2 separate regions of the Mus musculus genome follow, and region 1 is linked to region 2. A link is a contact called in ENCODE POLR2A ChIA-PET data. All regions are on one chromosome and are shown on one strand. Each heading gives the region's core, a stretch centred on a gene start or an enhancer-like site at or near the end of the contact. The rest is flanking DNA. Distances are from core to core; before and after follow the strand shown.

Region 1 (2,880 bases), core at 21-2,520, 110 kb before region 2:
CACGTAATATTTATTTATTTATTTATTTAGGTTTTTTGAGACAGGGTTTCTCTGTATAGCCCTGGCTGTCCTGGAACTCACTTTGTAGACCAGGCTGGCCTCGAACTCGGAAATCCCCCGCCTCTGCCTTCCAAGTGCTGGGATTAAAGGCGTGCGCCACCACGCCCGACTAAGTTTTTTTGTTTTTGTTTTGTTTTTTTTAAAACCATGACAGAGTCTCACTACTCAGCTCTGTCCTGGAACTTACTATGTAGACCAGGCTGGACTTGAACTCACAGAGATCACCTGATCATCTCTGCCTCCTAAATGCTGGGGCTAAAGGTATGCCATGCCCAGATTAACATAAAGATTTAATGTTGAACAAAATTAAACCACCGGCTTGATTATAGTTTTGCTCGCCTTTAGCGAATTCCAGGACAACCAGAGCTACATAGTGAGTCACCATCTCAAAAAAATTAATTAATTAAATTAAACCACTGTATTCAAACCTATGAAAATCCAGTTACAGGTACCAGAATGACATGTGTTAGGTCAAAAGGAAGAAAATCTAACAGCCCAGTTTTCAATTTTAATTGGAGAACTGTTTCATGTGTGTTGCTGGGCGTTCCAACGCAGAAAACACGTAAATCATCAAGATCAGCGCTCTGAACCGAAAGTGAAACCTTAGGCATCAATGTTGAAAATACCACTTTCACTTGTAGATCAATCGAGATTGCATACAACCTTACGCACATTCAACACGTTCCCTCTCGGGGAAATGACATGCCATTAGGGCCTCCTATTTAAAAGCAAGGGAAGGAGGCGAGGACAAGTGTGGGTCCAGAAAGCTTGCGTTCTCACACCCCGCGTTCCGCTGTCAGCCCCGGCAGTCAGCTCATCCAAACTCAAGCTGCTGGCTGGTGTCCATCCCTTCCCCTCCGCCCCGCCGCGACCCCCTCCCGCTTCCGCCCCAGCCCGCCTCGCCGCGTCCGCCTGGCCGCTCCTGCCCACCGAGCCCACGGCCGCCCCGGCCGCGCTACCAGGCCCAGGCCCAAGGCCCGGTCGCTGCCGCAGCCGTCTCACCTGCGCCACTGCCGAGCCAGCTGCGACCTGCCGAGTGCCCGGATGCGGCAAAGGCCGCCGTTTGTTTTCATTCCGGGTGAGGCCGGCCCCGCCCCCGGCTCCGCCCCCTCGCGCTGTCCGGAAGGCCGGTCGAGGACCGGAGCTGCATGGAAGGGTGGGGCCAAGGGGCTTGAAGGGCGATCTGAAGCATCGAACGGAAGGAAGCCCTGAAAACGCGGCTGTGGGCGGGGCTAGTATTTAATGGGCGGGGCTGATATGGGGCGGGACAACAGAGTAGATGGAAATAGGGAGAGTGTAGCTAGGGCGGGGCTGACGTGTAAGGGGGAAGAGAGACAAAGTGGTTGGGGCGAGGGCCGCGCTGAGGGTCAGGCGATCTGTGGGCGGGGCTGGTAGTTTGCGGTGGAGCGGATGTGGGACCGGGCGAGGAGGAAGATGGAGGCAAGGGCCGACTGTAGGTGGAGCTGTTAGGTGGAAAGGCAAGGCTAAAACTGGTCAAAAGCGGTGGGAGGGGGTCTGCTGTGCAGGGGGAAGAGGCGTGGTGAGGAATGGAAGTGAGGCAATGCTAGTCTTCAATCACGAGGTCTTCGGACCACTCCCAGACCGAGTTTTTCAGAGTCAGAGGAAAATGAGTCTGCCTTTATTTATTCCCCAAAAGCCTTGACAGAGCAAGACCTGTTTTCCTGAACCTTTTCTCGTCTTCCCTCTACTAGGCCTAGGGGATCCCCTAGACTAAAGGATTCTCACACTACCCTCCACAATCCCACCAGGATCCCCGCTCATGGTGAAGTTAGGTACGCTACCCATGCCTCCCTCCAGCGGCTACTCCCACCATGAGTACAGTAGATAGAGACATCTGCTTTGCTCAGCGCTGTGAAAAATGCATGTGCCCTTATGTCTATGTAAGGGAACAATCCAAACGGGCATAAAAAAATGAAGACGCCGGGCAGTGGTGGCGCACGCCTTTAATTCCAGCACTTGGAAGGCAGAGGCGGGGGATTTCTGAGCTCGAGGCCAGCCTGGTCTACAGAGTGAGTTCCGGAAAGCCAGGGCTAAACAGAGAAACCCTGTCTCAAAAAGACCAAAAACCAAAAACCAAAAAAAAAAAAAAAAAAAAAGGCCTTTTTTTTTTTAAATACTATGAGAAAAGAAACAATGCTCTGGTGTTGAGCCCCATCTTGCTGCAGACTGTGAGAGGAGGCCTGAGCAAGCCTGCAGGAGCCTAAGCAACCAGGAACCCCAGCGAGGAGTTTGCCAATTGCCAGCCTGCCAGTGAAGCTAGATCCATCATTCAACACCCGCTTCCCACACACGTACTGGAGAACCCAGAGCAGGCCTGCTTAGTCAGTCCAAAAATGCCTGGCCTCACTGTGAATCAGGAACTAAACAAATTGTTATTATGATAAGGATCAGATTTGCAAGTTGTTTGTTATGCCCTCCAAACTGACAAAGCTTTCAGAACCAAACAAAAGAAAGTGACTGTAAACCCAAGAAAACTGTATCTGTAGATAACTGTTTCCACTCTAAGGAAATTGATTAGTTCCAGCACAATCACGACTATATAGAGAAACCCTGTCTCAAAAAACAAAGAAACAAAGAAACAAAAAACTGCCAGGCGTGGTGGCGCACGCCTTTAATCCCAGCACTCTAGAGGCAGAGGCAGGCCGATTTCTGAGTTCGAGGCCAGCCTGATCTACAAAGTGGGTTCCAGGAACAGAGAAACCCTGTCTCGAAAAACAAAAATAAATAAATAAATAAATTTAAAAAAATAAAAAATAAATAAAAGAAAAGAAAAAATAAAGAAAGTTGGGCTGGTGAGAT
Region 2 (2,725 bases), core at 193-2,692:
AGTAAAATGAGGACACCCTCAAAGGCAGAGGTGGACAATGGACCAAGAAAATGTTTCTCATTGGTGGGAATGGACAATGGTCACATGGGTTTTATACTAGTGCTTCGTTTCTGAAACAGACAACTTCCTTAGCAGCCGCAGTTTCCTGTTTAGGCGATTGGCAGGCCCATTTGGATTTCCTTTTTCTTTTCTTTTTTCTTTTTTTTTTTTTTTAAAGCTGTGTGTGTGTGTGTGTGTTACAAAGCCTCCTTTTACCTTCCTCCCTTTTCTTTCATTTATTTATCTATGTGTATGAGTACACTGTAGCTGTCTTCAGACACACCAGAAGAGGGCATCAGATCTCATTACAGATGGTTGTGAGCCACCATGTGGTTGCTGGGAATTGAACTCAGGATCTCTAGTAGAGCAGTCAGTGCTCTTAACTGCTGAGCCATCTCTTTAGCCCGTTTTCATCTTAAAATTAGTGTGCTGCCAAAGACACAGGGGGCAGGCTCTGAAGCTACTTGTGATGTCCACCCTCAATGATCTTCACGCCTAATTTCTATTTAGCTTGGCAACATGGTGACCTTAGAGGAAAAGGGGGTCACTTTCTGAGAATGCACTCAGGGGCACTAAGTTTGCTTCCTTCTGTGTCATCAGTGATGACACACCAGTGGACAGGACCCTGGACAGGTAGCAAGCAAGGGTCGTAGAGTTGTTTTGTGTATGAGGCTACAGATCTAGTTTATAATGTTCCTAACACTAAGTCTGCTTTAGATTTTAGACAGTGAGACTCAAAGGAAATGAAACAAGTCACAACTAAGTGTCCATAGAGCTAAACTCAGCAAAGTGGTCCTATACTTTAGATTTTTCCACCACATTCGCATGGCTCTGGTGGAACCCAGAAACTCTTGACTAAGATACCAAGGTTCAGCACAGCGTCTGGCACTTTCAAAAAGTTTCGTTAGCGATGGACGAGGCTCTCAATTTCGGTTCCATGAGACGAGGATGCCTTTCTCGAACAGAGTTCTGTTGGCGTGGTCTACAAAGGGTTACCTCACTTTCAGAGCCACCTGCCCAGCAGCAACTCGCTCTTCTTTCCCCTCCACCTTCTAACTCTCTTCTCTCATTGTTTGGTCTCGCACTCTTAGGACGCTGGCCGGGAAGCTTAGTCGCACTTCCTGCTGGTTAAACCAGTAGAGCAGCCTGGTAAATTTATCTGCTAGGGGTGGGGTATCCTTTGGGAGACCAGCCCACCTCTCCGAGGAGCAATCTGGGATTTGCAGTTTTCAGTTCTTCAAACCGGCTTGGTAGGACGGGCCTCTTGGACTCTAATCCTCCCCCAACCAGAATCATCGCGCGTTCTGATGCCGTCACTAGAACGGCGCAACACCTGGGAATCGTGGTAGTTCCGGAGGAGAGTCCCGCCCTAAGTTCTTACGATTTGAGAACTACATTTTCCAGAAGCCCTCGCGGCAGCGCGCCAAGGGCCGCCCGGGGCCGTGATTGGTTGGGGAGCCGGCCGCACGCGGAGGAGCTCAAGGAGCAGCTCTGTTGCGACAGAGGCCGAGCGGCGAGGCCCCGTGAGTTGAGGGGGAAGGGGCGCCGGAGGGGAGGAGAGTGTGGACCCGTGAGCAGGAAGCGGGAGGAGAAGCGGAAGGGAGCTCAGGGTCGGAATGGAAAGGGCCGAAAGGGAAAAGAACTGGCCCAGGCAGAGACGCCGGCGAGCGGGGTGTGGGGGAGGTTAGGGGCAGCGAGCGCAGAGACCCTTAGGGACCCGCTGGGGAGGACTCGTGGTTCCGGGAGAGAAACCGCGCCGCAGTCGGTGGGGTGGATGAGAGGGACGGAAGGGAGGTCCGGGACGAACTCCTGGCGAAGAACCGAAAAGGAGGCGGCTGGCAGAGGTGCGCGAGCGCCAAGTTCGGAAACTGGAGACGAGGGGCAGAGCGGTCCCTCACTAAGGCCCTGGGGGAAGAGCGCATCCGAGTGAAGCCGGCGGTGGGGATTGGCGCGCGAACCCCAAGGGAGGAGATGAGGCTGGAGGAGCGGTCGAGAGAGTGTGAGAAGCCCGGACAAAGTTGGCGGGGACAAGAGTTGGGCACCACAGGCTTGATAGGAAAATTCCAAGGAGGGATGGGATAGCACTCAGACATTCTTACCTGTAAGTTTAGAATTTTGGAGTATCTGTTTGCTTTTCTTCAGACTCCTGAAAGGACTGTAACTACCCCTGTGGCTCATCACCATGCCTTCCGACCTGGCCAAGAAGAAGGCAGCCAAAAAGAAGGAGGCTGCCAAAGCCCGACAGCGACCCAGAAAGGGACATGAAGAAAATGGAGATGCTGTCACAGAACCTCAGGTGGCAGAAGAGAAAATCGAGGAGGCCAATGGCAGAGAGACCACAGGAGATGGAGGTAGGTTGGGTGAGTTTCCTGAGCTGGTTTTCGAAGCCAAGATCAGAATCTGGATGCAGATGCATAGGCCTTTAATTCCAGCATTTGGGAGGCTAAGGTAAAAAGATGAAGGTTTGAGGCCAGGCTGTCCTCACATCCCCATCTTTTTAAACAGAGTAAAGCACCCACAGACACATGTCTTTATATGCCATGAAACTTTTTGGTGACACCCACACCCATAGAGTTAAAACTTGTTACTGATGAAGGAAACTGAATTCAAGTGGCAAACACAGATGGGAGTTTTTGATCTACCTTGGTTGGTGCTGCAGTAGACAATAAAAGGGAAGGCAACTTGT

Evidence for each region. ChIA-PET counts read pairs that join two places held with the same protein, here RNA polymerase II (POLR2A).
Region 1: POLR2A ChIA-PET joins it to region 2 with 15 read pairs in Patski. The contact joins the promoter of Nub1 here to the promoter of Abcf2 in region 2. POLR2A ChIA-PET finds 5 or more read pairs at or near these places in 3 of 5 experiments (Patski and embryonic stem cell).

Annotation. Positions count from the first base shown.
Region 1 is chr5:24,684,205-24,687,084 of GRCm38, reverse strand. Nub1 (negative regulator of ubiquitin-like proteins 1) reads right to left here and starts at 1,270. Exons shown (of 15, transcript NM_016736.3): 1 at 1,063-1,270.
Region 2 is chr5:24,576,184-24,578,908 of GRCm38, reverse strand. It overlaps Abcf2 (ATP-binding cassette, sub-family F (GCN20), member 2), which reads left to right and starts at 1,442. Exons shown (of 14, transcript NM_013853.2): 1 at 1,442-1,562; 2 at 2,182-2,390. The coding sequence starts at 2,222.